Regions from separate parts of the Homo sapiens genome. Here regions 2 and 3 are each linked to region 1. A link is a loop called in an ENCODE intact Hi-C map of the cell type or tissue named here. Cell type or tissue: GM12878. All regions are shown on one strand.

Region 1 (8,000 bases):
ATCCCAGCACTTTCGGAGGCCAAGGTGGGCAGATTGCCTGAGGTCAAGAGTTCCAGACCAGCCTGGCCAACATGGTGAAACCCCATCTCTACTAAAAATACAAAAATTGGCCGGGCACGGTGGCACACACCTGTAGTCCCAGCTACTCTGGAGGCTGAGGCAGGATAATCTCTTGAACCCTGGAGGTGGAGGTTGCTGTGAGCCAAGATTGTGCCACTGCACTCCATCCTGGGCGACAGCGAGAATCCGTCTTGGAAAAAAAAAAAAAAGGTTATGAAATTCTCATTCAGTAATTTCCAAACATCTAGAGAGATCAAGAGTACACTTTGCTTCCCTTAAATCTGACAGCCCTAAGATGTTAAGTGGTATGATTGAACTGATAGAGAAAATCATCCAAATTGGGTGGTCGGGTTCTCAGTATGACTGAGAGAAACTGACAGGACAATGGGAATCATAACAGAAAGATCAAAATTGATTGTCAGTCTATTTTAGGTTGTAAAAATCTCATGAACTAAAGGACATTTTTTCTTGAGTGACAGGTACTCCAACTGTATACGCTGAGAGGGTATTTTGAGAGAAAAATGCAGCATAAGCAAACAAAGACTCTAAAAGAACTTGTGCCTCAGCCTTTTCCCCAGATGTCAAGCCGGCATCCTGGCAGTGACTTGACCACACTTTCTTCATCAAGATGGACTTCTCTAGAAATAAGAATTTCATTCTGTCTGTAAAAACTAAGAAAGGATATTATTTCCTTTACCCCTCTATAGTGGCTTTTCAGTTATATTAAAAAACGTCATCCATGAGTTAAGTATTTCTTAAGACATATAAAACTAAAATGTTTAAATATTATAAAACTTACAACTAAAATTGCTTTCTTTTTTTATTATTATAAAATTTCATTTTCCCTGTACTCATTTTTTCCTCATTTTCTTAGTTATTTAAACTTCTCTTACAGACATTTTCATCAGTATTTTAGTATGCTTTATACAGAAGAGGTTTTCTGTTTTGCTAACTTGTTCTACAGATTTCCTAAAAGCTACTGGAAACATTGTTAATCTGTATCTGAAATAATCAGCTACCAACTGTATCAAAAGCACTTCCTTTTATTTGACCTGTGAATTACTTATCTGAAGCTTCAAAAGATGCCTAAGCTATTTTTGTAGTGAATAAGTCAGCATTGCCCTCTTCAGGTGCCTCATAGTGTTAGAAGCTTCCACCAGATCAAAAGTTCATTCTTCATCTTTCCAGATGGAAGAAGAGCATAAATTTTTTAAACAGTGCCTCACATCCTCTTAATCATTCTAGTTTATTTTTAATTTTTCTGAATCTCAATTCCCTTACTTACAAAATAAACCAATTAGACTGTATATACAATTACATTTGAGAACATGGGCTCTGGAGTTAGACAGATCCAGAAGCTCCAATACTTTCCAACTGTGTGACCTTGAACAATTACCCAACTTTCTTCCTCAGGATTCTCATCCATAAAACTGGTTATTAGTAATACCTGCCTCAGAGAGTTGTGATGCAGATAAATTAGATAAGGCTTAAAACCACTACACAGTTTTGTCGCCAGCCCAACCCCAGGCCAAACCCCGATTCAGGTACCTCATTGTGCTGCATCTGAATTCCTTTACTATACTCTACGATGTACTATGTGATCTGGCCCCTACCCACAGGTTTAACAGCAACTCACTGGGGTCTTCTCCCTTCCCCTGAGCTCTGGCTGTGCCAGCCTTCTGTTGTTCCTAGAACACCCAAACTACAAGTTCAATGCCATTGCTGTACCCACTGCCTAGAACACCTTCCCCTCATTTCCCATCTCTTCTTAGGACTAGTTCCTTCTCACTCTTCTGGTCTCAGTTTATATATGCGTTTTTCTCAGAAAAAGTCCACCCTGACTACTCTATAGATTGTTTTGGTTATGTGGGATTCTTTGTGTCCCTAACTAGCCAGAAAGCCTGTGAGGGCAGGGACAACGAACACCGAAACCTAGAACAATGTTTGGTAACTAGCAGGTACTCAATAAATATGTGTGAAATGAAAGTGCTTAGCATAGTGTTTAGCTGACTGAAAAAATAGGTTAGGAGCAGGATGTGAAAGACCTCATGTGCCATGGTAGGCAGTTTGGCCTATATACTGCATGAGACAGGGATTCATCACAGGCTTTTAAGCAGAGTAATGAATGACCAGATGTTTCCAACACCCTAGTTCTAATCAGCAGTCTTTTAATCATAAACAAAAGCACATCTTGTACAACTCCTGCTTATGATTAGTCGTTTTCCTAGTTATGTATATATGACTGTCACTCACATTTAGCCTGTAGACAGGATTTATCTAATATACACATAATTGCTTCCAAAATGTCATCCATATTAGGCAAATAGAGACTGTATTGGCCACACTGGGAGTCAGCTTTACCTAAGGGCAGGGGCAAGGAGGGACATTTCACTGGTATTACCTCATTAATGATGAGCACTAGAAGGGAGATTCTTGACCTGGAAACAGCAGCCTTGGTAGTAAGGTCAGGGCAAGATTATTACGGAATTCTATAATGAGCTGGCTTTGAGAGGGCAAATGAGTAGGCCATCTTGCTGCTGGCTGAGACACCTTAAGCAAAAAAGCCCTGTTGGCCTGCATCTTTAAGTGGAAGTGTTAAACTTTGGGCTGCATGATGCTTTCTTATTAACTCCTCCCATGATCCCCTATCCTTGCCCCTTTTATTAAGTGTCCTTTTAGCTTAATTTTAGCCGAGAAAAGCAGCTATGAAAGTTGATCTAGGTTTTATAATTTTGAAAGAATGGTTGGTATAAAATATTTTTCAGAAAAATAAAAAACTTCTGGGTGCCAAAATACATCATAAACAAACCCAAAATACAGGGTGACCAAAAATATATTTGTAAAAAAGCAAAGTCCCTTAATGTATAAAGAACTTTTGCCTGTAGTCCCAGCTACTTGGGAGGCTAGGGCAGGAGGATTGCTTGAATTCAGGAATTCGAAAGTATAGTGCGCTATGATCATGCCACTGCACTCCAGCCTGAGCAACAGAGCAAGACCCTGTCTCTAGAAAATAAATAGAATAAATTTAAAAAGACTTTTAAAAAGAACTCTTACAAATCATTAAGAAAAAGATACATCTTGAGATTTTTTTCGCCCAAGATGGCTGACTAGAGGCTTTTCTAGCACACTTCATAAACTCAGAAGAACCAAAATAGTGTGTAGACAATCATACTTTGAACATATTATCCATGATAATATGTTTGACATGAAAAGCAATGAGTCCAACAGAAAAGCAAAAAGAAACTCCAAAATCTGAGAAGAAGGAAGGTAGGTAGCCCGTATGGCCAGGACCGGCCAAAAACCAGGAGTGAATCCCCAATATGGAAAAGGGTACATATCTCTCTGTGGTCCACTTTCCCACTAGGGAATCGAGCAATCCAGACCACAGGAAAGTACCTTGCCCCTTCTAAGCCCTAGATCTAACATGCGGAGCAGCCAGGAGACTGTGAGAAGGAACTGCTTGAGGAAGTATCCCAGGCATTCCTTCAGACTGGACACCTACAGCAGGACCCTATTCTCTTTCCTAGCTCTTACTTAGCAAGCTGCACCTCACACGCCTGGGAGCTAGCCACAGCAGCAGCAGTCTTTGGCAGTAGAGAGACTCAGGCTGGGGCTTGGGGAACTGAAACCTGTGGGAGGGGCTCCCACAGCCAGAACTGAGAAATGAGTGTGGTATGGGCTCCAGCTGCTGGTGCTGAAACTGGGCTCCCCCCAACCCCACCCATGGACCAGAGGAGGAGAAGTGCCAGAGAGGTGTAGTATTGAGCTGCACAGTGACTCCTATAGCCCAAGACTGCACTGCAGACGAGAAGCAAACTGTAGTGACTAAGTGAACAGCCAGACTGGCTAACATAGTTGAGATGGGGGCATGAACCTTGCCAAGACTGGGGTGTAAGAGGGAAGCAGGTCCCATGTCTGCCAGCCAAGGCTGTGAAGCTAGAACCACCCTCCCTTCCCAGGCTGAGACATCAGCATAACAGTGGTCAGCCCTAACCCAGGTATTTTACCAGAGGCCTAAATCAGGGTAGGTAGCCACTCCCATCAGGGTAGGTGGTCTGAGTGCAGGCCTAGCTAACTTAGCTCCATTCCAGCTTTGCCCCCCACTCCAAGATAGGGTGCAGGATCCAGGCCCCTGGGGGTTCCATGGCCCAATCCACCTTCTGGGACAGCCTGAAGAGCCCACTGCAACAATTAACACAAGAGCACAGCACTTGAGAAAGAGAAGAGCTTCTCACAACTACTGCCCCTATCACCCATGACATCACAGCTGCACAGGAGGTTGTGTGTCTGCTCACTGCCTGGTACGCCACTACAACCAGCATTCAAGAAAGCTACCGCATTAAGGCTATGTATATCCAAGGAAATCATACAAAGTCTTTGTCACTTCATGCAGACAAATGGCCCTACCCAATCAGCATCATAGTCACATCTTCAGATACACAGAAATCAACATATAGGAAGTATGAAAAAGCAAGGTATTATGGCGCCCTCAAAGGAACAAAATAATTATTTGGCAATAGATCCTAAGCAGAACAAAAATCCTTGAAATGTCGATAAATAATTCAAAGTATTGATTTTAAAGAAGCTCAATGAGATGCAAGAGAAATCTGCAAACTAATATAAAGAAAATCAGAAAATCAATTTAGGATGCACATGAGGAATTTACAGGAGACAGATTTCAAAAACAAACAGAAATTCTGGGTCTGAAAAATTATTGAAGGAATTACAAAATACATTTGAAATGCTTCAAAAATAGACTAGACTAAGCAGAAAAAAAGAATCTCAAAACTTGAAGACAAGTCTTTTGAAATAACATAATCAGACAAAAGTGAGGAAAAAAGAATGAATAAAGACATCAAGATATTAGGGTCTACATAAGGCAACCAAGCTTACGAATTATTGGTATTCTCAAGGAGGAAGAAAATGCAAAAAGTTCTGAAAACCTATTTAAGGAAATAATTGATGAAAATTTCCCAAGTCAAGAAAGAGATTTAGACATCCAGCTACAGGAGGCCCAGCAATCCCCAGGAAAATAAACTGCAAAAAAAACTTCACCACAGCATATTATCATCAGACTGTCTAAAGTCAAAGTGAAGGAAAAAAATTTTAAATCGGCAAGAGAAAAGCACACTTAGTTGCCTATAAAGGAAACCCCATCAGACTAATGGCACACTTCTCAGCAGAACTCTCACAGGCCAGAAGAGAATGGGATGGCATTTTCAAAGTGATGAAAGAAAAAAGAAAAACCTAGCAGCCAATAATTTTATGTCCAGCAAGATTAAGCTTCATAAAACAAAACCTCACATATCAGCGAATTAATAAGAAAAAGATAAACAACCTAGTAGCAAATAGGCAAAAGAAAAAAACAGGTAGCGAACAGAAGCACCATTTAAAAAGTTAAACAAAGAAAAGATGGACCAGGTGCAGTGGCTCATGTCTGTAATCCCAGCACTTTGAGAAGCTGAGGCATGAGGATTGCTTGAGCCTAGGAGTTGGAGACCAGCCTGGGCAATACAGTGAGACCTCATCTCTAGACAAAATTGTCCCAACTATTCGGGAGGATCACCCGAGCTGGGAAGGCAGAGGCTGCAGTGAGCCGAGGTCACACCACTGTACACCAGCCTGGGTGACAGAATGAGATCCTGTCTCAGAAAAATAAAAAATTAAAAAGATGTGCAGTCTCACTAATAATTAAGCAAATGCAAATTTAAAATACAGTATTAGGCCAGGTACAATGGCTAATATCTATAATCCCAGCATTTTGAGAGGCTGAGGTGGGAGTACTGCTTGAGCCCAGGAGTTCAAGCCCAGCTTGGGCAAGACGGTGAGACCCCGTCTCTACAAAAATGTAAAAAAAATTTTTTTTAATTAGCTGGGTGTGGTGGTGTGCACCTGTAGTTCCAGTTACTTGGGAGGCTGGGGTGGGAGAACCACTTGAGCCCAGGAGTTCAAGGCTGTAGTGATTTATGATCATGCCAGTGCACTCCAGCCTTGGTGACAGAGACAGACCCTGTCTCTATAAAACATAATAACAAAATATTTAAAAGTTGCAAATTAAATTTGAAAATATTTAAAGGATTGAAAATAACCTGTGTTAGGAAGAAAGTGGACAAACAGGTATTTTCATATATTGGTGATGGAATCAACAGGCACAACCTTTGAGAGAGCAATTTGGTAATTTCTTCAACAATGTGAAATACATATTTCAGGGATGCATACTGAAATAGGTGGTGAGGGAACCTTTAATTTTGTACTTTACATACTTCCATATTTCTCATTTTTTCATGAGTAAGTACTATTTTTACAATAAAACCAAAAGTTTTTAAAATATACATATCCTTGAATCAGAAAGTTCATATATAAAATTTTCCCACGGAGATACTAAAAAATACAAATAATTATTTCTAAAAATGTTCTGCAGCATTGTTTGTAAAAGTGAAAAATTGGAAATTACACAAAGGCTAATTCATATATGTATATTAGTGTAAAGGTTAACTATAATAATATACAGTTGACCCTTGAACAACATGTGGGTAAGCAGTGCCAATCCCCTGCACAGTTGGAAATTTGTGTGTAACTTTTGACTCCCCAAAAACTTTACTACTACTAATAGCCTCCTATTGACCAGAAGTTTTACTGATAACATAAACAGTTGATTAACACATATTCTGTATATGTATTAAAATACCATATTTTTACAATAAAGTAAGCTAGAGAAAAGAAACTTATTAAGAAAATCAAAAGGAAAAGAATATATTTACTATTTAGTAAGTGGAAGTGGAGAATCATAAAGGTGTTCACCTTGTCATCTTCATACTGAGTAGGCTGAGGAGGAGGAGGAAGAGGAGGGCTTGGTCTTGCTGCCTCAGGGATGACAGAGGCAGCAGAGATAGAGGAGACAGAAGGGGAGGCAGGAGAAACAGGCACACTTAGTGTAACTTTACAGAAATACGTCATAATTTCTGTCTTTTTTGCTTTTCCATTCTCTAAGAATGTTTCTATAAGGGTACCAATCCTTCTGCAACTGTTTGATTTTGTTTCAGTGCCCAAATCATAGGAGGGTTCATGTAAAAGAAGTCAAAAGCAGTCTTGAAAAATCAGAACTCTTCTGCTAGATTGTCTAATGTCAATTTGCTTCCTGACACTGCTACTTCTGTATCTTTTTTCTCACAGTCCGGCACTGGTTCAGATATACTCATCTCCATCAAGTTGGCTTCCGTTAATTGCTTTGGTGTAGTGTCTATTTGCTCTTGAATTTCTCCAAGATTCATAGCCCAAAACTCTTCACTCCCCACCCTTTTTGCCACATCCATAATCTCTTTCATGATTTCCTTGATTGGCACTGTTGTAAATCCTACGAAGGCATTCACAACATCTGGACGATTTTCTACAGCACCAATTTATTGTTTTGGGCTGCATGGCTTTCACAGCGTTTTCTATAACAATAATGGCACCTTCAATGGTGTAATCCTTCCAGACACTGATGACGTTCCCTCTGTTGGGGGTCTTCTTCCATAGCATTGACAATTCTTTCCACAGAGTACCATGTGTAATGAAGCTTAAAGGTTCTTATGACCCCCTGATCTAGAGGCTGAATTAGACGTGCTGTGTTTGGGGGCAAGTAGACCACTTTGATAGCTTTGGTGTTGAATTCATAGGGTTCTAGGTGGCCAGGGACATTGCCCAATATCAAAGGAACTTTAAAAGGCCATCCTTGGGCCAGGCGCAGTGGCTCACGCCTGTAAAACCAGCACGTTGGGAGGCCGAGGCAGGCAGATCACCTGAGGTGGGGAGTTCGAGAACACCCGGACCAACATGGAGAAACTCCGTCTCTACTAAAAACACAAAATTAGCCGGCGTGGTGGCGCATCTCTGTAATCCCAGCTACTCGGGAGGCTGAGGCAGGAGAATCCCTTGAACCTGGGAGGTGGAGGTTGTGG
Region 2 (8,000 bases), 210 kb before region 1:
TCCTTGAAATAAGGGCATACCTCCTTGTACTAAGCTAGTTGCGAAATTTGATCTTGATACATGTGATTTTTTTTTTTTTGAGATGGAAACCCCATCTCTACTAAAAATACAAAAATTGGCCGGGCGCAGTGGCTCATGCCTGTAATCCCAGCACTTTGGGAGGCCGAGGCAGGCGGATCACGAGGTCAGGAGATCCAGACCATCCTGGCTAACATGGTGAAACCCCGTCTCTACCAAAAATACAAAAAATTAGCTGGGCATGGTGGTGTGCGCCTATAATTCCAGCTACTCCGGAGGCTGGAACAGGAGAATCACTTGAACTCAGGAAGCGGAGGTTGCAGTGAGCCGAGATGGCACCACTGCACTCCAGCCTGGGTGATAGAGCAAGACTCCGTCTCAAAAAAAAAAAAAATCCTTTAACCCCGAAACCTTATTAATCCTCACTTTGGGATTATTTGTTCTTGTGGCCCCATGAGAGACACTGCCAGGCTGGCCTACTTCAGAGTTTCCCAGAGGGAAATGGTAAGAAGAAAACTCTAGAAAGCTCTTCTGGTGAATCATACGATGTTGATTTTTCTTGATGACTCACAAGAATCAGGATGTAAAAGAAAACTCAATTCTTATTAGTCACCGACAACTTGAGTGGAGTCACTTGCTGTTTTCATGCATGTTTCTACATACACTTTGGGACAGCCTCCATGCTGGAAGTCAGGTAAAAGAGGTGGTGCAGCTCCCCAAGCGTGGTCTACACAGGCTGAGGGCAAAAGGCCCAGTGGGCCCTCTGGGGTCCCTGCTGTGGATGCTGTCCCAGCATTAATATCCATCCAACCAACTGGATAAACATCAGGACTTCACAAGCACACTTCAAAAAAACTGCTTTGCAAAATGCTCATCTGTTACTACTTAAAAGCTGAAAAAAACAATTATTCTTAAAAGTTACCAAACATTCTTCATCCAGTAACTCCAGAATTCCCATTTTTGCTTCAATCAGGTCAATAACTGGTTGATTGTCATAAAAATCTATCAGCGTCCAAGGTATATCTTCCTTCATGTATTCTTCTTGTTCCAGTTTGAAGACATGCTGGGAATCCAAAGTTAATACAGAAAGTAAAACAGAATATTAAAATACGTTTCCAAAGAGCAGGATGTAAGCATTTGGAAAATGTAAATGGTTGATCTGTAATATTTATGTTTAAAAAGAAGGACCCTGAAGTATAGACAAGGCCCATACCGTGATCAATACCGCCGAGTTCCTAAAGCGAGTCTAGCTGTCATCCTCCCACCTAGTCTGAGTGGGTCTCTACCTCCTAGGACATGGCTTGGGCCAGCCTGTGTCACCACCAGCACCACATGGTACTCAGTGTGGTCCTACAGCCCCTTCCTGCTAGCAGCTATCCAAGGACAGATCCAGCCTCTTTGGCCTAATGCAGCCTGGCTGGGTGGAGCCAGCTACCTGAGAATGCTAGCTGCGGGGCCGGTGGGAGAAGCCCACTGCTTAGAGATCTTCGTGCACTACTCACTTGGGCTGTAAGGGTATCAGGGAGGCTTCCCAGAGGATGTACTCAGGCTTACCATGGAGGATGAAAGAAAGTTTGGCTGGCAGGTGGTGAGGTGGGGTAGGGTGGGGTGGGGTGGGGCATCAAGAAAACCCTCCTATGGAGGAATCCCAGTGGGAACCACATGAAAGCTCAATGGGTGCTTGAGAAACGCACCTCAAGCAGGTTAGAAATTACAGGAGGACAGCAGCAATGTGGTGGCAAAGAATGGTACAGTCAAATCACCTGAGACCTTCACACCCTCCTTAGAGAATTCTGGGCCTATGGCCTTTTTCTAGGAGCAGTGAGGACCCGCTGGAGGGCGGAGGGGTTATGATGAGACCTGGAGGATGGCTCAGAGGAGGGAAGAACCGGAGGCAGTGAGACCAATGAGGACTCAGCCCGATGCTCTTGATGGCTGGGACTCAGGGAGGAGGAAGAGGAGCGAAGAGGTCAGGATGAATGTCAGGCTCAGGACATGGGGTCCATGGCGTGACTTGACCACAGAAAGTCACGTGGAGGGTAAGCGGGCTGAGAGGAGAAGGTGGCACCGGCACTTCTACACTTGCTACTGCTGAGCTCCCTGGGGGCATCAGGTGCAAGGCCCAGTGGCAGCCAGAAGAGGGGGACTGGAGATCAGGAGAGTCCTACCCAAAGCTTTCTGTGCTGACAATTGAAGATACTACCCCTCCTGGGAGGATCTACACATTGATGGATGACTCAGAAAAAGGAGAAGAGGAAAAAGGAAGAGAAGGAGGAGGAAGTGGAAGAGGAAGAAGAACAGGAGAGGAGAACAAAAGCAAAAAAAAAAAAATAGAATTACAGCCTCTGATTTGTGATTTTTGGCAAGACATCTGGTATAAGTGTCACTTTGAGGTTAAGGTGGACATGTTGGGGAGCAGCACGCCATTGCAGCCAGGGAACAGGGTAGCAGCCACAGAGAGTTTGACTTCAGGTGAGTTATACTGAATATGCACTTGGAATAAACCTCAGCTGTAGTTATTAATGTTAAACTTCCAGGAGAGCCTTGCAAATGCTAAAGAAATGAAATTTACAATGGAATGAAATTTAATGGTTATACATGAATTAATTCTGGGCCAAAAAAAAAAAAAGAAACTTCTACTGAGTAGGATTCAATGTTAGGTCTTCTCACAATATTAGACAGTTATTATTGACTCTTTTTAAATTGATACATAATAGTTGTACATAGTTTTGTGGTACATGTGATATTCTGACACATACATACAATGTGTAATGATGACTCATTTTTAAAACAAGGAAACAGAGGCTCAGAGAACCCAAGGTCCCAGAGGGAGGTGGTAGAGCTGAGATTCAAACCCAATTTAGTTTGAGCCAAAGCCCACACTCTCCAAGACGTCATGCTATGTTTTCCTCAGGGGTTCTGAGGGAGCATAAGACTGGACACTAACAAAGGTATAACCTTTCCTTGGAGTAACTGTTAGGGTATTAAAGTGTGATTTCTATTATGAACTGGAATCACCATTCTTCCCATAAACATGTAGCCAAAGTTTAGAATGTAAGCTAAAGGGAAAATGTGAGTTAGTAAAGCATTTTAGCTTTCATGGCTTTTCAGAAACAGAGCCAAATATAAATGTTAAGGAGGCAATTATAAAAAAAATATGAGAGTAGTTTCATGGTAGGGCCAATGTAGAAAGATGTTCAATCAACTTTTAATTTCATTGACTTCTGTTAGGAGCAGAAAGGCGTCAGTACTGTTGGGAATTCAAAAGTGAATTCAATAAAGTTCTTGCATCTAGGGAACTGATTTAAGAGGTTGAAATTGTATTCAATACACATAGCAATAATAAATGCCCAAACAGCCACAAGTAGCATTTACTCAACATTTTTTAAATTGTTTTATTCATCTTTCTACCTCAGCACTTAACTTGGTACCTGGTATACACAGTATACACTCAAAAACGTCTTTTGAATAAACAAATCTTCCCAGTGGAAAAAAAAAATTGGAATCCATCTCCTGTCTGTTTCCATGGGATGATACATTTGATCTTATTGTTAGTTAGGAAGGTACCATATATGTCTTGTTCTAAATTAAGGTTGGAGAAACTCATTCCCATAATCCATTGGCCATCTGCTGTTTAGTGCTGCATGTGCCGAGATAAGCACTGGGCTGAGAGAGACAAAGAATGCCAGTCCTGGCCTCTCCAGGTGACCAAGTCTATTTGGAAACTTGCATGCAAATGATGATAATTCCATGTGACAGGCCTGCGATAAGGAAGCACATAGGAAGAGGCCAGGAGGTATCGCAGGAGGCTCTCAGGGAAGCTGGATCTCAAAACACAAGCTGGAGTTGGCCACGTGAAGATAAAGCAATGGGGAAATAACAGGAGCACGTGGGTTAAGGCAGAGAAAGCAGCAAGTGCAAAGACAGAGAGGCTCGAAAGAAAGTGGAGGCCTCAGGCAACCAACTAAATAGTTTTGTCTGGCTGCACAGAGGGTCTGTATCCAAGAAGGGCAGTGAGGCTCACACATTGGCAGGTGATTCAAAAAAGATGAAATAGATGAGAGGGTGTGATTTCAAGATTTGGCCACAAGGTGGTGCAGTGACCCAGCGTGAGGCTCCTTGCATAAAAATTTGCAACCTCAAGAAAGAAGAATGCCTCTTTCCACGAACACACACACACACACACACACACACGCGCGCGCGCGCGGCTGAGAACTAGTCAAGAAGGCAGAAAGGTCACCTACCATGTTAAACTGTTGTTGCAGTTTTTCATTAGCGTAATTGATGCAAAATTGTTCAAAGCTGTTCACATCAAAGGTTTCAAAACTGAAATACAATTTAAACAAGTTAAAATATAACCTGAAGCAAGACATATGCATTTGTTTATAGATATTTTTTGACACTTAAAAGCTTAAACGTTTGCTATGTCTTCTACAAGTTTTAAATACCCCTCAAAGCTTCTGGTTTTAATGATATCCTAGTAGTCAGTTTATAAATAACCCTTTTCCTGGTTGTCCCCCGGAAGAAATCTGGTAGGTATAAAACACCTACCTCAAGCCAGGCATTAAAATAAGCATGTCACCATATGGTGTAGTCCGCACAACAACAGTGATATTGGCAATTATTATTCTGACTTTATAGGTCAGAAAATAAGCCCGAGAGGTTAAGAAACTTGCCAAAGGTCACACAGCTTGTGTCAGAACTTAGCTGCGAAGCTGCCTGACTGTGATGCCTGTGCCTCCAATGAGAAGGCAATGTGGTTTCCTATTCTCTCCTTGTCTGTTGAGGGGAGGAGCAGCACAACTGCAGCACAATTTTGCCTCCCTAAGGGGTGCTTTCATAGCTCCTAGAGGAAAAGGGCAAAGTCATTTCATATCCTACAGCCCAGCACACCCCATCAGGGACGAGACAGACATGGCTGGCTTCCATATTCAGACTTTCATCAGCTGCCTCTGCAGTTGCCTTGGAGTTGCAAGCTCAAGAACTGAGAGGAGCCCTTGGGGAGGCAGCTGCTACTCAGCTCCTGCCGGATGTAGCCATGGATGAATGCGGCCCAGGATGTTAGATTAATTGATTCTTAAGAAAAGTCAGAAAACTGGGACTTTTAAGTGAATAATCCCACTCTGCAAAACGTGGGCCGAACAAAACAGAGGCACCAAATTTACCACCTGGCCAGATGAGCTCCTGCTGGAAGGCAGCTTGCTGAGCACTTTTAAGGTGTCAGCATTTATGCACGTCACCTCCTATAACCCTAACACAGCCCTATGTGAAGGGCTCCTGTGACTCCACTGTCACACACGAGGGTCAGAGAAGGAGTGACCATGGTGAGGACCAACAGCCAGCAAGTGGTGCCAGAAATGCAATTCGACCCCAGTGCTTGGTGCCTCCAAAGCTTTGTTCTTAATCGCTCTAATCCTGAGAGGTTCCTGCCGGCTCCTATCACAGGTCCCCTGGGAGTCTCACTTGACTGAGCTGGTTTGGCTCAATCTGGAATTCCTGGGCAGGGTAAGAACCTGGACTGTCCTCTAGACAGCTCCAGGGTGATTCATAGCAGCTCTGACAGCCCCATTCCACACGCAGCCTTGGTGGCTCAGAGATTCGGAGGCTGGTCTGCTCATGGAAGCAAGGCCAGGGCTGGGCCTGGGGGAAGATTAAAAAGGGTCTCACTGAGCTCTGCAGCTCACAGCTGGGGCCAAGGGCAGGGCTTTCTAGAACCTGGCAAAATGTCAAACATCAATGCATTATTTTGGGGCACAAAAATCTGAAGTTTAGGACCCATGGAAAGACCTAGATCTGTGACTTAAAATGCTAGAGGCACATTGGCTATGAAAACACTTCACACTGGAACCATGCTTATGGTTTTCAAGGTACCTGCATAATTTCTTCCATCATATGTTCAAAATCACCCTGCAAGAGAGGCCCCATCTTGTAGATGCAGAAACTAAGGCTTGGAGAGGTTCTGTGACTTTCTTGAGGTCACGTAACTGGTATGCTACGGAGCTCATTCCCAGGGGTCTGACCCCCAGACCCAGGTTTTTCCAACTCTGGGTCCAAAGAACATAAATACACGACAGGCTGGGGAGTCACCAGCCTTCATTCACTCTCAGCTTAGACCTTGAAGCTCACAGCTTCAGCTTTACTGGCTTTCAAAGATGCTAAGTCTTCCTTTGAGGCTTCCTTATTTCCAAGTCAAAAAGAGCTTTCTCAAAAGTTGCAGGTATGCCTAGGCGAGGGTTAGCCTAGAAGCGAGGCTGCTGGAGGGGGCGGGAAAGGCTTGGCCCCAGGCTGCAGCCCTGCTGCCTAGAGGAAAGCTGATTTTTTTGGAGGCGTATCATGAACTCAAGGGTGGCAGCAAACAGGCTATTGTTAGAATTTTTGAGAGGAATCTTAAAATAATTTACTCTAACAAGTCTTTGTGTATTTATAAATACTCTTGTCTCAGGTTTTTCCACATAGCTGAAAAATTCAAATTCCTTATTACAGTGGTTCTGGATCCTGCCTGGGGGCCACCGTCCAGCTCACTACTCCTTGCACATGGCTGCCCTTGCTCTGTCCCCACCCTCTGCTAACCTCCAGCACACCTTCCTCCCTTCCCAGGACTCATCCTAACCTCTACTGCCGGCCTGCTGCCCTCACCAGTCTCAGTCCCACGGTGGCAGGAGCCGTACATCTATGCTGTTCAACCACTGCCTCCAACACAGTGCCTGGGACATAAACATCTGTTAGATAAAAATATGAAATAATGGCTGGGTGCAGTGGCTCACGCCTGTAATCCCAGCACTTTGGGAGGCCGAGATGGACAGATCACAAGGTCAGGAGATCGAGACCATCCTGGCTAATACGGTGAAACCCAGTCTCTACTAAAAATAAAAAAAATCAGCCGGGCGTAGTGGCAGGTGCCTGTAGTCCCAGCTACCCAGGAGGCTGAGACAGGAGAATCGCTTGAACCTGGGAGGCAGAGGTTGCAGTGAGCCGAGATGGTGCCACTGCACTCCAGCCTGGGCAACAGAGCAAGACTCCGTCTCAAAAAAAAAAAAAAGAAAAAAAAGAAAGAAATAATATACTGTTAAAATAAAGGACTGTCATTTAAAAATACATCTTAAAAACACCCAAAAGAACAGGGAATAACAGAATAATTACGTATTTCCACCACAATGAAACAGGACTATTTTTAATGAGGACTATCCATTTTTAAAAGTTCACTTAAGCTTTTAACTGGCTGCTCAAACACTTTCTGGGAAGAAGACAAGGTAAATAATTGACTAGGCTATCCCAGTAATGTATTAAGCATTTTATAACTGTTGACACGTACTATTAATTGGGAGCCATATGTATTAACTTAGGATCTAAATTAAACAAAGCAGCTCCCTTGACTGTCTCCCATTTGACAGCTATGGGAAAAGCTGCCTCTCCACCTGGGTGCAAGTCCAACAGCGTGGTGTGGCCCTGTCCCCCTCCTCCCCAGGAGGCAGCAGCAGGGCCGTGAAGGCCAGAGCTCAGCTCTCCCCTTTGCATGGGGAATGGGGTTGAGCTGCTTTTTGCCATGGTGTGGGGAAGATCCCCCAATCCAGGTGGAACACTCCAGGATGCCTTTCATGGGTCAATCTTCCCCTTCTCCTGTTAAGAAACCAGGGTGGGTCCCAGGAGAGGGGCAAGGGCTGGGCACTGGGGCCAGCTGCTAGAAAAGCCTGAAGGATAACAATCTCCACAGAGCCCTCCATGCCAGCTTCCACTCTGGTTACTCCATAGCTGTTTCAGCACGAGCTGAGCCCGGGGTTTAGAAAAGGAGGACCAGGCAGAGAGAATGAAAAAGAACCCAACTCCAGGGTGGGATGAAGGGTAAGACCTCCTGGAGGAGGGCTGGGGAAAATCCAAGACCTTCTCACCCAAGAACGGAAAAGGATTGGGGTAGGGGGGTGGTTGATCAGAGACCTGGGTTCAGTCCACCTCTGGCCGCTGGGCTTGGGCAAGGTGCAAGCCTA
Region 3 (8,000 bases), 88 kb before region 1:
ATCCTGGATCACATGGGTGGAACCAAATGCTATCATAATTATTCTTATAAGAGGCAGATAGGAGAAGTCAAGTCAGATACACAGAAGAGAAAATGCTGTGAAAACAGAGGCTGAGACTGGACTGATGTGGCTACAAGCACAGGAATGCTGGCAGCCACCAGAAGCTGCAAGAGGCAAGGAATGGATTCTCCCCTGGAGCTTCTGGAAGGAGAGCAGCCTGCTGACAACTTGATTTTGTCCCATTGATAATGATTTTGGACTTCTGGTCTCCAGAACTCTGAGAGAATTAATTTTGGCTGTTTTAAGGTAACAAGTTTGTGATAATTTATTATAGCAGCCACAGTAAACTAACATACTTTTTTTTTCAAATTATATAAACAAAGAGAAAGAAGGAGGTAAAAGTTTTTTTCCCATTGTTTTGTTAATAACTGTATGTGATTATTTAGTATTTTAAAATGCATTTCAGGCTGGGCATGTGCACAATGGCTCATACCTATAATCTCAGCACTTTGGGAAGCCACAGTGGGAAGACTGCTTGAGGCCAGGAGTTTGAGGCTGCAGTGTACTATGACTGCACCACTGCACCCCAGCCAGGGTGACAGAGCGAGATCCTATTTCTAAAAAAGAATTTTTTAAAATAAATAAATATGCATTTCAATAGCTGGTTGTCCCCATACAGTTCCTACCTTCATTGTAGCCCCTGTGGTACTCTGTATAGATGTGAAATTTGGTTAATGCTAATAGAATGAATAAACAAAGTTGAAAATAATGCCTCACCTTGCGATACCTATTTCTGGCCAAGAAGCCTCGCAAGTAAGACTGAAGAACGATAGTGGCAGCTCGTCTAATCTTGTACCTCCTGCGGACCACATACATGCGCCAGTACTTTTGAATGATGGTTGCTGCCTTGGTTCTGCGCAGAAACTTAGCATAGCTGGCCAAAGAAAATAACATTATGTTGTCAGTAATCAGAAAAAAATGCAGGAATACATATTAGAGAAACTTAAAGAGTGTCACTGTTTTAGGCATAAATAGTACCTCCATTGTATTATTCTAATAATGTGCATGCTAAGTCAACATTTATATTTACTTACATTTGTATAGCAATTTATAGTTTCCCAAAGTATTTTTGCATTTATTATCTCATTTGAGCCCTCCCTAACTCTGGAAAGTAGGATGGCCCACATTGCCAGATTTTACAAGAAAGCAAAATTCACAAAAATTCATTCTTTCTACAACAGGATCCATTTACCCCAGGCCATGCCTCTTTATAGAACAGACAGACATACACAGTAATCTCATACTTAGTTATCACCAGCTTTCTTGGATCTAGCCATTATTCATCTACCATATTTTTCCTGATTTTGTTAGGCTATAAGCTCATGATTAATTCAGTTCTACTTATACTTCTCAATTAAAATTAAACTAATAAGTAATCACACTAAAGTGTAATTCTCTTCCAGACCCTCTCAGTTAATTGCTCCCAAAAATTATACAATGAAGTCATTATTACCTAGCTCATATTCACGACTGTTTTAATTGATACATGATTTCCTCAAGCCCAATATAAAAGTATCAAAAATAAAAATTTTGAGGACATAAGTAAGCAGCAGTTTGTAAATGTTTTGAAGATAAATCTGAATCATTCATAAGGCTGAGTGAAATTTTATTCTATTTAGCTGTCCTATGAGTTAATTTGTTGTCCCTTGGAACTAAGAAAAGGTGAGGTGTTATCTTTTCAGCTATGGTGACCAGTCAAAACTGTCCTTGGTTGGACAGTGAATTAGATGGGCACTCTACTCTGTCCCCAGGAGACCTACCATCGGGCCTGGTAGCCCCGCACGTATCTCTGCATGGTGATGGCTGCCTTCCGCATGCGTAGGTACTTCTTTCTCAGCAGCCACCCTCGGATGGTCTTCTGGATCCGGATGCAGGCAGCTCTCAGTTTGTCAGCTCTCAATTTTTCTAGATAGGCCACTTGACCGGCACGGAAAAAGATCTTTGTCTTACCAAACTGGTATTTGTCCTTGTCCTATTTTTGGAAGAAATTGTATATTCAGAAATAATAATCATATAAGTGAAATTTAAAAGAAAAAATGTCTAAAAGCAGAATCAGTAAAGGAATGACTCTATTAGCTAAAACTTGGGCTACATCACAATTAACTAATGGAGCCAGATTTTTAATCCTATGCAAGTTGAGCAAATAGAAGGGATTTTAAGAAAAACTGCAGTTTAAGAGTTATTTTCCAGAATTATTCTACCTGGAATTATTATCTGAGGCCCAAAACTTGGTTGTGGGTTATAGGCAGTTATTATTTGCTTGTTTGTGTTTTAAACATCTCAAGGAAATGGAGATGCTGACTCTCTCTGACTGACCCAGGTTGTAAGGATTACAGCGGGCTGTATATTCCATGAGAAGCTGAAGGGACAAAAACACCAGTGTGAAGAATAAGGCAGGAAGAAACGTTTATGAAATAAAATTCAAAAACCAAAAACCAAAATCCTTGGGTATTCATATTGAGTTATGTTTCTAAACAGTTAGCTCTTGGCTTTATCAATAATATCTGAAAACAAACTAACAAAACCCCATAAATATGTTTAAAATCCTACAAATTGGCCGGGTGTAGTGGCTCACGTGTGTAATCCTAGCACTTCGGGAGGTCAAGGCTGGCGGATCATGAGGTCAGGAGATCGAGAACATCCTGGCCAACATGGTGAAACCCTGTCTCTATTAAAATACAAAAAATTAGCCGGGCATGGTGGCATGCACCTGTATTCCCAACTACTTGGGAGGCTGAGGCAGGGGAATTGCTTGAACCCAGGAGGTGGAGGTTGCAGTGAGCCAAGATCGCGCCACTGCACTCCAGCCTAGCAACAGAGCAAGAATCCGTCTCAAAAAAAAAAAATCCTTTCAAACTCCTTTTACAAAAACATAATAATTTATATTACATTGTGATTCACCTTATCTAGAAGTATGCAAATCATTAATCATTCTTGCATCAAAGAATGGAATTTATATGTAAGAATCATTACTGTGACCTGGAATTCTTTTTTTTTTTTTTTGAGATGAGTCTCGCTCTGTCTCCCAAGCTGGAGTACAGTGCTGTAATCTCGGCTCACTGCAGCCTCCGCCTTCTGGGTTCAAGCGACACTCCTGCCTCAGCCCCCTGAGTAGCTGGGATTACAGGTAAACACCACTACGTCCAGCTAATTTTTGTATTTTTAGTGGAGACAGGGTTTCACCATATTGGCCAGGGTGGCCTCAAACGCTGGGCCTCAAGCAGTCCGCCCGCCACGGCCTCCAAAAGTGCTGGGATTAAGGGCGTGAGCCACCATGCTTGGCCATGTGATCTGAAAGTCTAAGGGAAAACAGAGAAAATCATTTTTCCCTATGAGTAGATATCTCATATTATCTCATATATGAAACCAAAAAATCTGACACATCCACATATATCTAAAAAATCTACAATTATTTCAATTTAAATCAATAAAGTTTACATTGGAAACCTAGCTAGAAAAGTGGTCCTTACCCGCATCCCGCTTCACACCTCACACCAACCCTGCCTCCATCTTTCAGCCTCCTCTGCCTAACTAAATTCCCACAAAGCCCTGATCCAGGCCTGAAATGGCCTGGGTGAGAGGACCAGGAATAGGCCTGTTCCTACTTTCTGCTCTACATTCCCACCTGAACACAGGTTAGAAGGGGATTGGGCAGGCTGGGCGCAGTGGCTCACACCTGTAATCCCAGCACTTTGGGAGGCCGAGGCGGGCAGATCACGAGGTCAGGAGTTCAAGACCAGCCTGGCCAACATGGTAAAACCCTGTTTCTACTAAAAATACAAAAATTAGCTGGGTGTGGTGGTGTGCACCTATAATCCCAGCTACTGGGGGGGCTGAGGTAGGAGAATGGCTTGAACCCACGAGGCGGAGGTTGCAGTGAGCCGAGATGCCACTGTACTCCAGCCTGGGTGAAAGAGCAAGACTGTCTCAAAAAAAAAAAAAAAAGAAGGGAATTGGGGCAAACTCAAAAAGCCCCAGTTAAAAAAAAAAAAAAAGCATTGCTGAGGAAGTGGCCTTAGCTCTTTCAAGGAAAAAATATTATTAACAAAAAAAAGGCATCACATTTAGTTCACAGCTAGTAATTATGATCAATTAGCTCAAAGTGAGGTACTCCATCTAGGATAGTGTTAACCAAGTGAAAATATTATTTTAAAAACTTTTCATGAATCTTTAATTCTCTAAGACCAAGATCAGTAGTTCTCAAAATATAGTCCTCAGACAGCATCGGCATCACCCGGGAAATACAAATTCTTGGGCCCAACCTCAGACCTACTGAATCAGAAATTCTGATGGCGGGGCCCAGCAATCTGTATTTTAACAAGCATTCCAGGTCACAGTAAAGTTGGAGAACTCTTTAGCCTGGTCTGCAAGACTCTCTGTAACACCAACCTACATTTCCTAACCATTTCTCTACTGTCCCATACACAAATCTCACACTGCAAAAAACTGTTTTCTGAGCAAACCCTATGCTTACCCTGCTCTTACTCCCTCTTATAATAGTCTCCTTCCATTTTTGCATAACCTTACCCATTCTCAGGGCCTGACTCAAAACACACCTCTTTGATGAAATCTCTCCTTCCCATAGCTGGACGTCGCTTTGTCATCCCCTGATTTCTTGTTCCATTCATTCAGCATTTGATATAGACACTACAGTTAAATATTATACTCGTCTTTAAAAAGTATTACTTTCCAAGTAAGACTATATTACCTGAGAACAAGCTTTATTTTTTCTTAATCACACAGCATTTGGCCTGGTGTCTTCTAGATGTAAGTACTAGGTACACTTTTATCAATAATAATCAAGCTGTCTAAGAAGAATGTGTTTCAAATGTGGGTCCAGGCCTCACAGCTCTGCCTCCTGACGGTGGACTATCATCCTCGCTAGTTCCAGCATCCTAAACACAGTAGTGTGCCCCTCTCTGATCCCACCCCGAAATGATCTGGACTAGTAAAATGTTATACAAAAGTTCCCGGGGCTTTCCAAGGTCAGAACCACAAGGCCTTCTGCTCAGATGACGGTAAGCGAAATCATTCTCACCAGTATCAGTTTCTCTAACACATTCTTGCATGTTTGCTTTCTGTCACTCAGCACATCTTTCTGCTTCATTAGGACACGGTAGCGGCTGAAAAATTCTTGGTAAGTCCACCTATTAAAAGAAAACCATCTGAGTTTACTTAAAGAACTAGGATCTTCTCCCATTAGGATCCCTTACATCTGAAAAATGCCAGGCTCACCGTGAGGGGAAACCGGCCGCACTGATTCGGATGGTTTCCAGGACACCACATGCTCTCAGCTGCTGCACTGCCCTCTTCTCATCAAACCTACAAATAAAAATCAAAGCTGTTAGTCCACAAAGAACCTGGCTGGTGGCCACAAATTACTCTCCTCAGTCAGGGTGTAAATTCTTTCGTAAGAGCAAAATGGATAAATCAGAAAAGAAAGCTTTCAGAAGTCGGAGCAGTGATCAAAATGGAAAACTATGAGAGAATGGGGAGGAGATGATAAGCAGTAAAAATAAAGAGCTGTAAACATTACCTGCAACTCAAACCACAAACTCATAAGAGTGTGCTGGGCGAGGTAGCTCACACCTATAATCCCAGAATTTTGGGAGGCCCAGGAGGGTAGATCACCTGAGGTCAGGAGTTCAAGACCAGTCTGGCCAACATGGTGAAACCCCGTCTCTACTAAAAACAGAAAAATTAGCCGAGCATGGTGGCATACACCTGTAATCCCAGCTACTTGGGAGGCTGAGGCAGGAGAATCACTTGAACCTGGGAGGTAGAGGTTGCAGTGAGCCAAGATCGCACCACTGCACTCCAGCCTGGGTGACAGAATGAGATTTTGTCTCAACAACAACAAAAAGAAAGTCCACTGAGCACATTTAAAACAACACAACATGGCTGGGCGCAGTGGCTCACGCCTGTAATCCCAGCACTTTAGGAGGCCAAGGGCAGGCGGATCACGAGGTCAGCAGTTTGAGACCAGCCTGGCCAACATGGTGAAACCCCGTCTCTACAAAAAATACAAAAATTAGCCAGGCATGGTGGCAGGCGCCTGTAATCCCAGCTACTCCAGAGGCTGAGGCAGGAGAATCGCTTGAACCCGGGAGGCAGAGGTTGCAGTGAGCCGAGACCACGCCATTGCATTCCAGCCTGGGTGACAGGGCGAGACTCCGTCTAAAAAACAACAGCAACAACACAGCACTCCTTTGCACTTTGCCCATACTCATTTCATGGCATGGCCTGACAAGAAGCTCTCAGAAGTCATTAGCTCAGTATACAGAGCTCCCCTGGAATAAAGACTGGTCAACCCTGGAGATTTCTCTAACAGGAAGCACAAATTAAATATGCCCCATACGGTTATATTTTTTTAAAAATTACTACTGTTCTAAACATAGTGTCTACATCAATGAACAAGATTTTTGTTTTGTATTACATTTTGTATTTATTTTACTCTAGGCAAATGACATCTTCAAGTTAAACTGGCACTGAAGAGGAAGTAGAAAGGTTTCCCTTCGGCCAAATGATTGCTCCTGTGACTCCCATAGTTAAGTTCTGAGCGATCCATCCGGGCCTCCCCTGTGCTATCTTCTCAGGTGTCTGTTGGTGGTGGAAGAGCGGGTTGGTTGATAAAAGGTCATGGTCCTGAGGGCTGTCCAGGACAGAGGCCAAAGTGTAGCAGCTTCTTCCTGCTTCCCACTTCTTCCAGAAAGGACTTCTTGGTGATGAAGCAGAGAGAAAGACAGCAGTCCTTCAGAACTGTGCTCCAGTCTAAGGCAGAATCTCCAGACAGCAGGACTGGCACGGGGGTAGGGAAAAGGGCACTCATACACTGTGGAGGGGGTGAGGGGTGGGAGCTATTACAACCTTTGTTAAGTGTGCCTGGTCTTTGACCTATAAATTCCACTTCTAGAGTCACATTATCCCAATGAGATAATCAGACAAATATACAAAAATGTTTGGCACAGGATGTTTATTATAGCATTGTTGGAACAACTTAAATGGCCATCAGTAGGAACTAATTTAAATAAATATACTATGTCTACACAATGGGATACTCTGTAGCCATTATATGATTATGTGACTTTTTACTTACCAAAAGGGAAAGTGTTCACAATCTGTCAAGTTAAAAGTAAAGACTAAACAGCAATCATAGCACAAGGCCCCTCCTTTTGTGTCTCTCTCTCTCTCTCTCTCACACACACACACACACACACACACACGGAGCATGGAGGGAAGGGAAGGTGGTTAATCAAGAACAATGTATGACAGTTAATACCAGTTATCTCTCTGGGTATGATGGATGCTTTTTCTTTTCCTTTTTTCTTTTTTTGAGACGAAGTCTCACTCTTGTCCCGCAGGCTAGAGTGCAGTGGAGTGATCTCGGCTCACTGCAACTGCAGCCTCCCAGGTTCAAGTGATTCTCCTGCCTCAGCCTCCCGAGTAGCTGGGATTACAGGCGCCCGCCACTACACCCGGCTAATTTTTGTACTTTTAGTAGAGACAGGGTTTGACCATGTTGGCCAGGTTGGTCTCAAGCTCCTGACCTCAGGTGATCCACCCACCCTGGCCTCCCAAGTGCTGGGATTACAGGTGTGAGCCACTGCACCCGGCTGACGGATGCTTTTTCATTTATTTTTATACTATTCTGTATTTCCTGAAAACTGTCTTTACAATGTACATGTATTACTTTTAAAATTAGAAAAATAGGCTGGGCATGGTGGCTCGCGCCTGTAATCCCACTGGGAGGCCGAGTGGGGACGGATCACGAAGTCAGGAGTTCAAGACCAGCCTGGCCAAGATGATGAAACCCTGTCTCTACTAAAAATAGAAAATTAGTTGGGCATGATGGTGCATGCCTGTAATCCCAGCTACTCGGGAGGCTGAGGCAGGAGAATCACTTGAACCTGGGAGGCAGAGGTTGCGGTAAGCCGAGATCG

What was found. Peaks named below come from ENCODE experiments on the same cell type or tissue, not always from the same donor. Only the 100,000 strongest peaks of a DNase experiment are listed, where the experiment ranks them.
Region 2: it touches region 1 in a loop (3-fold over the local background); 16 of 110 quality-filtered maps call a loop at or near these places.
Region 3: a loop joins it to region 1, with 2.9 times the contacts of the local background. A loop is called at or near these places in 2 of 110 quality-filtered maps.

The regions. Positions count from the first base shown.
Region 1 is chr15:52,462,593-52,470,592 of GRCh38, forward strand. All of the region lies in intron 1 of MYO5A (myosin VA), which reads right to left. Among named protein-coding and RNA genes, the nearest start is that of MYO5A, 62 kb to the right of the region's middle. RefSeq lists enhancers at 3,171-3,926, 3,571-3,860. In GM12878, CTCF peaks have their summits at 1,193 (motif pointing left) and 3,831; DNase peaks (open chromatin) are centred at 2,089 and 3,749; H3K4me3 peaks cover 1,771 bases; H3K27ac peaks cover 4,325 bases.
Region 2 is chr15:52,252,377-52,260,376 of GRCh38, forward strand. It overlaps MYO5C (myosin VC), which reads right to left. Exons shown (of 41, transcript NM_018728.4): 11 at 4,263-4,344; 12 at 941-1,081. Among named protein-coding and RNA genes, the nearest start is that of MIR1266, 21 kb to the right of the region's middle. RefSeq lists enhancers at 4,941-5,517, 7,824-8,000. In GM12878, CTCF peaks have their summits at 2,152 and 4,111 (motif pointing right); a DNase peak (open chromatin) is centred at 4,125.
Region 3 is chr15:52,374,527-52,382,526 of GRCh38, forward strand. It overlaps MYO5A (myosin VA), which reads right to left. Exons shown (of 42, transcript NM_001382347.1): 17 at 5,296-5,382; 18 at 5,099-5,207; 19 at 1,821-2,032; 20 at 778-934. Among named protein-coding and RNA genes, the nearest start is that of MYO5C, 83 kb to the left of the region's middle. RefSeq lists an enhancer at 4,793-5,182. In GM12878, a CTCF peak has its summit at 4,909; DNase peaks (open chromatin) are centred at 4,615 and 5,105; H3K4me3 peaks cover 1,444 bases; H3K27ac peaks cover 4,596 bases.